3 separate regions of the Homo sapiens genome follow, and all the other regions are linked to region 2. Evidence: chromatin loops called from intact Hi-C (ENCODE). Cell type or tissue: heart left ventricle. All regions are shown on one strand. Region 1 overlaps ALPK2 (alpha kinase 2). Region 2 overlaps ALPK2 (alpha kinase 2). Region 3 has its middle 13 kb from the start of LINC03110.

Evidence for each region. A loop is a pair of places that touch in the nucleus more often than their neighbours do. Peaks named below come from ENCODE experiments on the same cell type or tissue, not always from the same donor. Only the 100,000 strongest peaks of a DNase experiment are listed, where the experiment ranks them.
Region 1: a loop joins it to region 2, with 8 times the contacts of the local background. A loop is called at or near these places in 24 of 110 quality-filtered maps.
Region 3: a loop joins it to region 2, with 2.0 times the contacts of the local background. A loop is called at or near these places in 5 of 110 quality-filtered maps.

The regions. Positions count from the first base shown.
Region 1 is chr18:58,527,779-58,531,778 of GRCh38, forward strand. ALPK2 (alpha kinase 2) reads right to left here. Exons shown (of 13, transcript NM_052947.4): 6 at 1,313-1,460. Among named protein-coding and RNA genes, the nearest start is that of ALPK2-AS1, 27 kb to the right of the region's middle. In heart left ventricle, CTCF peaks have their summits at 2,150 (motif pointing right) and 2,354; a DNase peak (open chromatin) is centred at 2,163.
Region 2 is chr18:58,593,996-58,597,995 of GRCh38, forward strand. The region is part of intron 3 of ALPK2 (alpha kinase 2); the gene reads right to left. Among named protein-coding and RNA genes, the nearest start is that of SNORA108, 4.6 kb to the right of the region's middle. In heart left ventricle, a CTCF peak has its summit at 2,344 (motif pointing left); DNase peaks (open chromatin) are centred at 194 and 2,435; H3K27ac peaks cover 2,095 bases.
Region 3 is chr18:58,643,434-58,647,433 of GRCh38, forward strand. No RefSeq gene overlaps it. Among named protein-coding and RNA genes, the nearest start is that of LINC03110, 13 kb to the right of the region's middle. In heart left ventricle, no CTCF peak of the experiment used is centred here; no DNase peak of the experiment used is centred here; H3K27ac peaks cover 924 bases.

The DNA of each region.
Region 1 (4,000 bases), 66 kb before region 2:
TTTAGGCAAAGTGGTTATGCTATCAATTACAATCCAGTTAGATGCTCTGGAGTGATGTTAGTAGAAATGAAATCATAGCTCAAGTATTCCATGATTACATTTGAGAAATAGTTTCCAGACATATGTTCCAAGCAGACATATATGATTTAATTAAACAGAAAACTCAGATTTTCTCACTTTTTCAGTCTACTGGTGACAAAATTAAGGGGATTGGAACCCCTCCCATTTCTTAGGGAGCTAAACTGGGAACCCTTTGGCAGAGGGTTGACTTTTGAACCAGGTGATTTGTTTCTAGATTGTGTCAGATGAAGCTTGAATTCATCAGTTCACTTGAACAAGCATTTATTGCCAAGAAAAGCTGCTTAAGGAAGCCAGTAATCAGGTTTATTCCACAGGGGATATTCTTGGCAATGATTCTCACGCTCATCTCTTGCCTCCTCATTCTTCTCTCCTTTATTATCTTAAGGACATGGCTGGACGCAGTGGGTCACTCCTGTAATCCCAGCACTTTGGGAGGCTGAGGCAGGTGGATCACTTGAGGCCAGGAGTTCAAGACCAGCCTGGGCAATGTGGCAAAACCCTGTCTCTACTAAAAATACAAAAGAAAATTAGCCAAGCATGGTGGTGTGCTCCAGTAATCCTAGGTACTCGGGAGGCTGAGGTGGGAGGATCACTTAAGCCCAGGAGGTGGAGGCTGCAGTGAGCCGTGATTGCACCACTATACTCCAGCCTGGGAGATGGGAGTAGCACCTTGTCTCAAAAATAAAAATAAAAATCATAGGGACCCAGAAATAAACAGGTTTTCCCATCTTAGTGATGGCTGCTGGTCACCCTCAATAGCTGTTACTTTTCTGTAACCTCATAGATTGCTGTTGTTGTTGTTTTTATTCATCTCCTTAGCTTTGTTTGACCTTTATCAGATTACTGGGAATTTATGAAACAGAAAACACACCCAAGTTAAATTCACAGACATACAGATGAGAGCTCTTTAATCTTAGGACCACAGAACCTCAGACTAGAATATCATTTGACATGTTCCTTCCCCTGATTTAAAAAATGTAGTGAAAGGTTGTGTGACTTCCCAAAACCCCAGAACTCAATTCTGGCAAAACCTGGGCAAGAATCCTCCATCATTTTCCCCATCCAGACACTTGTCTTCCGATATTTAGTCTTTTTTAATATTGTGGATGTGGAATCTCTGCTTCAATTTTCCTTTTCACGTCCTATAATTTATTCTTTTTTCTTTTTTACAACCATGTTGTGAAATAAACAAGCAACAACTGTGAAAAGTAACCAGGGAAAAACATCGCACCTTCTCTGCACTTGGGCTATGGACTTTGAATCTTTTGTCCAGCAGATAGTAGAATCTTCATGAATTTCTGCAAATTGGCAGCTTAATTTTACATTTCCAGAGTGTTCAGGGAACATCTCAGCTTGGATCTTTTTCAGTAATACTGGAGCTAGAAACAAGATATTTGAAGGTCAGTGTAACAAAAGACTTTCCCATTTCATACCATTTAATTCTCATAACAATCCTGAGAGACAGGAATATTAATTATTATCCCCAATTATGGAAGTGAGAATTGAGTCTCTGAGGGGAGAGGTGGCTTGCCTAAATAGTCGGAAAATTTACAAATCAATCTAATAGAAAATGCTCACTTCCATTACTTAAAATTCTTTAGGTGCAGCCTGTAATGCTTAAAGTGAAATAGAACTTGAGAGATTTTTTCTAAAGGGGATGAGAGGTGGGAGGATTTTAGATATCTATTCTATAGGATCTCATCCAAATAAAGATGTTTTTAAATGATTACCAGATCATCCAGGTCGAAATCAGAGCTAGGAATTAGGGAGTAGAATAAAATCTGGATTATCCAAAAAACTACGGCTAAGCCCCCAAAATGTAAAAGACACCTCAACAATAGGTTATTGGCTGAATAATATTCATCTTTTCCCTTTTATCACACTTGTCTTTGCTGAAGATAACCTAGTAGATTGGAGTGATGTCTGATATCAACCTCATTAGCAAAAGAGAATAGAAGCAATAAGGAAACAATTCCCACTGGTTGGGCTGAGACCTTTGAAATATCACCTCAGTATCAATATCAGTGAGGAACAATTAGCATGCTAATGTGTAATTAGCTAGGGCAGCCACTGGGCGGCAGCCTAGACATTAGAACAAGACAAGGATGAGGCCCCTGTCCCGAGTGGTCGTAACAATTGGGTAGGAAATGAGATTACTGCAGATGTGTGAGTCTATCACAAATTAAGTAGCATAACTCCACAGCGTTGGTAACACAAAAAAGTACATCAGTATAAAACATATGTAATCCGTAGCCAAACCAAGATCACCAATACTGAGACTTTGCTCCACTGCCTCAAATTATACTACGGTGAAAATATCCATGAATTCAAGGTGCTTCTCATCTCTCCTTGGCACCAGCAGATGCTAGGATGACAGAATGCATATTTAAAAGCTAATTCTCTACCCTGGAAGTGATAATGGGCCTGTTGGGTAGCAAATCTTTCAACCAGAGAGTAACCAAGACTGCTAACAGTATCCTGGGAGCCAAGTGGATAATTGAGAGAGAGAGAAAATGTAACAAGTACGTATTGATGGCAAACCCGCATCAGTGCATTTGGGCCTGCTGGTTCCTGCCCAAGCTGAGACCGTGTTCAGGTTCACAATGTCAAACTCTTGGTCCAGGTCTCGACCAAGCCCACCTCCTCATCTGGGCCATTTCCTAGAGGGTCTTTCCAACACCATGCAGTGGCCGGCTTCATGGGTGATGTGGGGACACCTAAATATTCCTAAGCCTGCCAGAACCTGTTGTACCGAACACAAGGAAAATTGGAGGATGGCGGGAAGGGCATGAAATGGGCAGCAGAACTGAATGATGGATGGTCTGTGGGAGATTTGAAGCTTGTTTAGCCGAGGGGCTTTGGGCTTTGGATAGGACCCCTGACTATGTGAGACAGAGGTGGAAAGTGCAGCTGAACGAGCTCAAAGGAGACCTGGAGTGCAGCTAGTTTTTTCTTCCGTGTGCAGGTTGGGCTAGTGTTGAGGGAAAACGGTAGTAAAGTCCCCGGTGAATAAAAAGTTTCTGTTGTACTAAGCTTTGGACATCAAAAACGATTACTCAGGCCTGGCATGGTGGTTCACACCTGTAATCCCAGCACTTTTGGAGGCCGAGGCAGGAGGGTCACCTGAGGCCAGGAGTTGGAGACCAGCCTGGGCAACATAGCAAGATCCCATCTCTAGAAAAAAAAATTAGCCAGGTGCAGTGCGCATGCCTGTGGACCTAGCTACTTAGGAGGCTGAGGTGGGAGGATCGGTTGAGCACAGGAGTTCAAGGCTGCGGTGAGCCATGATCTCGCCACTGCAATCCAGCCTAAGTGACAGAGTGAGACCCTATCTCTAAAGTAATAATAATAATTTTTTAAAAACATTACTTAGGGTTTATTTCTTTTATAATGATCCAAGTCACTGCTCCCCTCATCCTAACTCCCGCCCCACCAGTTAACTGGTGGGAAGGCATTAAATCTGTGCTCCTTTGGGGATAGCAGGGTGGGTACCAGACTGCTGGGTAGGGCACAGTCGAGATGTCAGCCAAGGGGTCTGAAGTGTACCAGCCGGAAAGCAGTGACGAGGACTCAGGATCTTACAAAAGCCATCACAAGAAGGAAGGAGAACTTCCTAATCTGGTGTCTTCCTGGTGGCAACTTTTGTTATTTTTAAGCAATGAAATTGCTGTTGCTTACACTGAGAAAACAAAATAAAAAACCTTTGAGTGCTCAATGGTGGAGTAGATTCTTAAAGGAATTGGCCCACGGCTAGAAAACCGTAACGAACAACTAGAAGGTGATAAGTTGAAAAAAAAAAAAAAAAAAGGACGGGCATGCGGGCATGGTGGCTCATTTTGGGAGGCCAAGGCGGGCAGATCACAAGGTCAAGAGATCTAGACCATCCTGGCCAACATGGTGAAACCCCGTCTCTACTAAA
Region 2 (4,000 bases):
TCACCATCAGTTTTTTTTTTAAGGTTTCTAGGCTATTCCTTTGGGCAGCCAGCACTCAGAAGCACTGAACTAAATAAATGGACATGGACTCTTGTACAATAGCGAACACGTCAGGGAACAGGCATGTTCATGGTAGAGCCAGGATCTTTTCCTGGGGATGCATGGGGAGCGGTTTCCTGGCTTCCACTTGGCGCAGAAGCTCTGCCCTTTTGACAGCTTTCTGAGCCTCTGGGAGCAACGCAGACCCACCAGAGATTCTTTGAACAAGAAGTGGGCAAACTGATTTCAGAAAGGAAAAAAATCCTATGGCATTACTACCACCACGCTTAGTTAATAGATGACTGACCCTTCTTATTAAAAGAAAACTCAAAGTTATCCAGAAACAATTTCCACCCCCAGCACCTAATAGGTCACCAAGCGAGCATAATGTCCCAGAAATCTTAAGGAGCATTGTGACAATATACCAAAACAATCTTAAGTTTAAACTGTAAATCTATTCTCTGAAAGGCCCATCATCTTGGGAGCAGGACTAAGATGAATGCTCCATCAGACAAGCCATGGCCGGCAGCCCCAGCTCTCAGCAGCACAAATGTCCCTAGCCACAGAGGCCCAGAGCTCTGCTAATTCATCAAACACCCAGCACGCCCCAAGCCAAACTGTGGATGTCCTTATCCAAACCTGCTTCTTGTCTCCACAAAACTGCAATTCCATTCTACCAATTGCTCAGTGCAAAAATCCTGGAGTCCGTCTTTCACTCCCCTTTCACGTCCAGCATCCAGTCCAACAGCAGCTCCTGTCAGACACACTCAGAACCTGGCCGCTTCCTCCCACCTTCTGCAGGACCGTCCTGGGTGGAGGCACCACCGTCTCATCTGAATTACCGCGATGGTTGCTTGCAGTCCCCATCTGTGCCCTGAGTCTTCTCCAGAGGATACATTCACATCACTGAGATAAGAGTCATCCTTTTACACTTAGCCAGAAAATGTCATCACATCTCTGTTCAGAAACCCTCTTATGTGTCTCCATCTCACTCCAAATCAAATCCAAAGTCATGACCATGTGCCATGGCCTACAAGCAATGAGCTGACGTGGGAGTCACAGAAGGTGAAGAGAACCTGCCTTCCCCAGGTAATAACCACATCACCTCCCGCTCTGTACTTTCACCCCTGTGCTCAGAGCCCCTCACCAGAGAGACCTTCCCACCGTCATGCGCCTTCCCTCCCTCGTGCTGCTTTATCTTTTTTCACCTGACCCATTACATAGTTCCTGGTGTGTTAAATGTCTGGCTCCTCTTGCGATCCCTTTCCCATGAGATCAGGGACTCCAGTATTTGCTGCTGTAACCTTAGGGTCTAGAACAGTCCCCGGCATATAGTAGGCCCTCCATGAATCCTTATTTTTGAATGAAGTCCTTATGATCACTCCTTTTTGAATTATATTCCAGGATACATCTTAATAGATTTTGTTTGGGAGGATGGCACTGGTAGGATGAGATGCAGTGATTAACATAATGGACTCCGGGGCCCTGGGAAACAGAATTTTGGGGTTCTAACCCTAGCTTTGTTCCTAACCCATTGTGTTACTTTGGATGGGTCCTGTGATCTCTCTGGGCCTTGGGTGACCTATAGGGTGTAGGCAGTGGACTAGACCAGTTGGATTTGACCAATTAAAACAGAATTTTTTAGGGGTGGGATATAAGCATCAATACTTTTTTAAAGTTCCCCAGAGGTAATGTATAGCCAGGAGTGGGCTAAGCCTAAGCCTTACAGCAGGGTTTCTCCTGTGTTAAAAATGCACACGAATCACTTGGGATGTCATTAAAATGCAGGTTCTGATTGGCTGGTCTGGAGAGGGAGCTGGGATTTTGCCATTCTAACAAGCTCCCAGGGGATGCTGATGCTGGTGGTCCAAGACCAGGCTCTGAGCGGCAACATCTTGAAGTCACTTCCAGCTTGGTGACTCCAACGTTTCCATCAAGGGTAAAGGTCCCCTTATTAAATTCTCAGGAAAACATCAGCTGTCACTCCACTAGCTGCTCAATTTGATCTGAGTTCCCTACTCAATGACTGGCAAGCTGCCCCCGCATGCACTGTGTGGCTGTTAAGAGTTGGTTTTCCTTCTTAAAAAATGAATTGCTGGACCCAGAAAGGGGGAATGAGCAAAACCAGGTCTGAGAATTTCTCTCCCAAAAGCAGGCTCAGAGACCTGTAGTCAGGGAAGAAGCCCGTCACAAGTCAGTGGCTTCCCTTCGTCTGCCGTTCTGTTGTCAGGGCCTCGGTGCTGGCTGTGTCCTGTGTCCCTCTCTATCTCCTTGATCTGACCATCTCATGATGCCTCTGCCTGGCTGCCACCTCCTGGTGCCCACTGGTGAGCCGAGGCAGCCACTAGCAGGCAGACGGGCAAGCAGGGCACCCTGCACAGGGCCAAGGGAGCAGCCTCATTAGGGCTGTCAAGGAGCAGCTCCAACAGGAGAAGAATCTCCATCTGGCTGCTGCAGCAGCCGCCGCAGGGAATGGGAAGTGACAAGGACAGAAAGGGAGCAGTCACTGACACCCTGCAGTTCAAATGGTGACCAGAGCTACTGACAACAGGGCCTTCTCCTACAGCAGCTGTGGGAGGCCTGTTAGATTATTCTGCTCACCCAGTCCCCTAAGGATTCAGCAACAGAGCCTCTGACCACCAACAAGCCACAGTTCATTCAAATCATTTCCCCCAGTTCAGATGGCTGTATGTGGAATGGCTCTTTTGCCTGCTGCCCTTGAGGCAAGACTCAGTGAAGAACAGAACCCCTGGATGCGTTGTGTTAATTCCTCCCACAAATCTTTTGTTTGTTTGTTTGCTTTTGAGACAGGGTCTCATTTTGTTACCCAGACTGGAGTGCAGTGGTATGATCATGGCTCACTGCAGCCTCAACCCCCCAGGCCCAACCAGTTCTCCTACCTCAGCCTCCCAAGAAGCTGGGGCCTCAGGTGTGTGCCACCACCCCAAGCTAATTAAAAAAAAACAAAATTGGCCCGGTGCAGTGGCTCATGCCTGTAATCCCAGCACTTTGAGAGGCCGAGGCAGGTGGATCACTTGAGGTCAAGAGTTTGAGACCAGCCTGGGCAACATGGTGAAACCCCGTCTCTACTAAAATACAAAAAAATTTAGTCAGGTGTGGTGGTGGGGACCTGTAATCCCAGCTACTCAGGAGGCTGAGGCAGGAGAATTGCTTGAACCTGGGAGGTGGAGGTTGCAGTGAGCTGAGATTGTGCCACTGCATTCCAGCCTGGGTGACAGAGTGAGACTCCAACTCGAAAGAAAAAACAAAAACAAAGAATGGCTGTGTCTAACAATACACAGGAGATCTCAGGGCAGAAAGAATGAGCATTTACTTAGCATTTGTTGAGTACCAGCACTGTTCAAAAAGTTTCCTTATGTGTATTATCTCATTTAATCTTCACCCAACCCTGCAAAGTAGATACTGTAATCATTCCCATTTTACAGATACGGAAATCGTGGCAGACAGAGGTTAAGCAACCTGCCCAAGTAAGAGATGAGGCCAAGAATTGGACCTGGGTAGTCTGGCTTGAGAGCTGAGTATCTACTTATGATACTTAGTGTGTCTACTTACACTCTCACAGAGTGCTGCAGATTTCTGATTCTGAACCAGTGGGTCCCTGTCCACCCCCACTGGCTCATCTTAGTCTGGCCCTGTATATAGCCAGAACACTTCCATATTTGGAGCTGTGCTAGCTACTGAATTATGTCCCCCACCAAGTCATATGTTGAAGCCCTAACCCACAATGTGATGGTATTTGGAGGCAGGGCCTCTGGGAGGTGATATGGTTTAGATGAGGTCACAAGGGTGGGGCCCTCATGACAGGATTAGTGCCCTTAGAAGAGATACCAGAGAGCTTGCACTCTCTCTCTTTCTCTCTGTCCCATGTGAGAACATAGTGAGAAGGCAGCTTCTGCAAACCAGGAAGAGGGCCCTTACCAGAACCTAACCATGCTGGCAC
Region 3 (4,000 bases), 49 kb after region 2:
GGAGATTAGGCCTAGTATAACTGCCATCAATAAACTAAGTGTGATCAGGGTGAGAAACAGGAAAGAAGGAAATATGGGGAAATGGAGTGAATGCCAGGTGGATCAGAGAGATACGGTCAGGTGTGGTATCAGGAATAATGTGGGGGCCAGCCTAAAACAGTAAGGTCAAGTTGTTTGTACAGAAAGGCTACAGGGCGCACTCCTGGCTCTTGTGTAAGAATTCTGACTGCACAGCCCTGCACTTCAGCTGTGTGTAATGAAAAAGGGCTGGGATGAGTTAGGGAGAGCTAGTGTGGGAGCAGCTTCTAGGGCTGTTTTTAAGGATTTCCTTTTGTGAGTTTATATAACGGTTTAGTCAGGATGGCAAAACCAGTTATCTAAAGGTGAAAGTACCTAACAATGCCTAGGAAGGAAGGGAGTTGTTGTTTTGTAGAAGGAGTTGGGGTTTGGGAGATTAGCCAGACACGATCAGCAGGGAGAGCACGTGTGTTTTTATGAAGAATTATGCCGAGATAGGTAACGGATGAAGAAGAAATTTGGGCTTTGGAGGGAGATATGTGGTATCCCTTTGAGAATAGATGTCAGAGGAGCAGGAGGGTGTCCTGTTGGGAAGATTTGTAGGAAGCCTGGCCTTCAATACCCACAATAATTAGGGAGGCAAGGGAAACAGGCCCTTGAAAAGAAGTTAATGTGGAGTGGGTAGCCTCTGTATTAAGATGGGGATGGACTTACCCTCCACTGTAAGGGTTACCCAAAGCATCTGTGATGGTCTAGGAGGCTTTTACGGTGATTGGGCAGCGTCATTCTTCAGCTGCTAAGTTGAGAAGATCTGGGAAGGAGTCAGTCAGTGAGCCTTGGGCCAGAGTTCCAGGGGCTCTGGGAGTGGCTGCCGGGCGAGTTGGACAGTCTGATTTCCAGTGGGGTACCGCACAGATGGGACACAGCTTAGGAGGAATCCTGGGCTGTGGGCATTCCTTGGCCCAGTGGCCAGATTTCCAGCACTTGAAGCAAGCTCCTGGGGGAGGAGGTCCTGGAGGAATGCCTGGCCACTGCAGTTCAGGCGTTTTGAAGTTCTTGTGTGCTGGAGATGTGGCTGGGGTTTGTCTCACAGGGGAGGCAAGTAATTGCAACTCTTCTCTATTATTGTACACCTTGAAGGCGAGGTTAATTAAGTCCTGTTGTGGCATTTGAGGGCTGGGATCTAATTTTTGAAGCTTTTTGTAATGTCAGGAGTGGATTGGGTAATAAAATGCATATTGAGAATAAGACGGCCTTCTGGCCCCTCTGGGTCTAGGGCAGTAAGGTGTCTAAGGGTTGTTGCCAAACTGGCCATGAACGGGGCTGGGTTTTTATATTTGATTAACAAGAGCCTAAATGCTAACTGATTTAGGCGAGGTCAGATAAAGAAAAATGAGCATTAACCTTGGCTATGCCTTCAGCTCCAGCCACCTCTTTAAGAGGAAATTGTTGGGCAGGTGGGGGAGGGCTAGTCATGGAACAAAACTGTAAGCTGGACCGGGTGTGAGGAGGGGAGGTGATAGAAGCATTATAGGGTGGGGGAGCTGAGGCTGAGGAAGAATTGGGACCTGGCTCAGTCTGGCGAGGAGCAGCCTGGGGAGGAGGGGAGAGGTCAGATGGGTCTGTAGAAAAAGAGGATTCAAAGGACTCAGAGCTTGGGGTGGAAACTGAAGGAACAGCCAGGAGAGAAAGAAGAAAGATTTGGGATGAGTGGCATTGGGAGCAGAGACTAGGGAGGGACTAATGTGTAAAAGAATGCCTGGACGTCAGGCACCTCAGACCATTTGCCCATTTTTTGACAAAAATCATCCAGGTCTTTTAAGATGGAGAAATCAAAAGTGCCATTTTCTGGCTATTTAGAACCATTATTAAGTTTGTACTGGGGCCAAGCAGTGTTGCAGAAGAAAATAAGATGCTTAGGTTTTAGGTCAGGCGAGAGTTGAAGAGGTTTTAAGTTTTTGAGAACACAGACTAAGGGAGACAAAGGGAGAATGGAGGGTGGAAGGTTGCCCATAGTGAAGGAGGCAAGCCCAGATAAAAGAGAGGGTAGAGATACGGAGAAGGGGGATGGTGAGCAGCCCTGGGCTGCAAGGTAGGAGAGGAGCCAAAGCAGGCGTCCCTGCAATTGACTTGCCACCAAGGGAATGTGGGTGAATGATGAAGGCAGGCATCCCTGTGGTGATCAGACACGAATGGAGTGTGGGTGAATAATCAGGCAGGCATCCCCACAGTGATTAAACACCAAGGGAAGACTGTCTTCCTAAGTCCGTGACCGGTGCCAGAGTTTTGGCTCCACAGATAAAATGTGTCTCCTTTGTCTCTACTAGAGAGGAAAAAGAACTGGAATTGGAAGGACAGGGAGATTGAAGGGTAGGGAGAGAGGGAGATTGAAAGGTAGTCGGCTGGGCACGGTGGCTCATGCCTGTAATCCCAGCACTTTGGGAGGCTGAGGTAGGCGGATCATGAGGTCAGGAGTTCGAGACCAGCCTGGTCAACATGGTGAAACCCCATCTACTAAAAATACAAAAAATTAGCCGGGCGTGGTGGCATTCACCTGTAGTCCCAGCTACACAGGAAGCTGAGGCAGAAGAATCGCTTGAACCCAGGAGGCGGAGGTTGCAGTGAGCCGAGGTCATGCTGTTATACTCCAGCCTGGGTGACAGAGCTAGACTTTGTCTAAAAAAAAAGAAAAGAAAGAAAGGTAGCGAGAGAGGCTGGAGAAGGGAGTGAAAAGACCGCTTACCCGATTTGAAATTGGTGAGATGTTCTTTGGGCTGTTTGGTCTGAGGACCTGAGGTCATAGGTGGATCTCCTTAAGGAGTGAGGGCAAGGACAGGGGACCAGTCTCCTGAAAAAGTCCTCCTGTCCCGGGTTTCAGCACCAAATGTCATGCACTTCTGTGTGAAGAGACCACCAAACAGGCTTTGTGTGAGCAATAAAGCTGTTTATTTCACCTGGGTGCAGGGGGGCTGAGTCCGAAAAAGGAATCAGCAAAGGGAGATAGGGGTGGGGCAGTTTACCAGGATTTGGGTGGGTAGTGGAAAACTACAGTCAAACGGGTTGTTCTCTGGCGGGCAGGGATGGGGGGGGCGTCACAAGGTGCTCAGTGGGGGAGCTTCTGAGCCAGGAGAAGGAATTTCACAAGGTAATGTCATCAGTTAAAGGAGGAACCAGCCATTTTCACTTCTTTTGTGATTCTCCAGTTGCTTCAGGCCATCTGGTTGTATATGTGCAGGCTTGGGCACAGAGGCCTGACAAAGAGCTCCTTCTCTAAACTTTAGAATTCAGCAAGCAATAGTTTTTGCTTCACTTAGGTTTTTTAAGTCATCCATATGAACATACATGAACTGTATCACACATTGGCTGTCAGTGAGGAATTTATCTTATTGTAGCTAAGAAAGTGTGTGATATTTTATTCTTCTGTTGATGATTCCCCTCTGAAAGTCTCTTGTGCACCCTCCTCTGCCAGAATTAATCATTGCTTCTAGAATGTTCTTAGGGTATCTTTGTATATGGGTCTTTAATAATTATCAGAAAAATTTCTAGAAATGAAATTGCTAGGTCAAACAGGAAATACATTTTTCATTTTGATAGATATTTTTTAATTGTCCTTAGAAGAGTAATGCTAATTTACATTCTTCCTAACAGTATATAAGATGTCAGACTTGAAATACTTTTGCCAACACAACGTAGTACCAGAAATTTTTATTTGGTAACTTGATAGATAGGATTGGTATTATTGTATTATGTAATTGCATTGCTGTTATTTAAAAAGAAGTGAAGTATCTTTTCATATACATATTTAAAAGCCATCTGAATTATTATTGTATTTTTTAAGACAGAGTCTCCCTCTGTCGCCCAGGCTGGAGGGCAGTTGCCCGATCTTGGCACACTGCAACCTTCACTTCACTGGCTCAAGTGATCCTGCCTGGCCTCAGCCTCCCAAAGAGCTGGAACTATGGGTGCATGCCACCATGCCCAG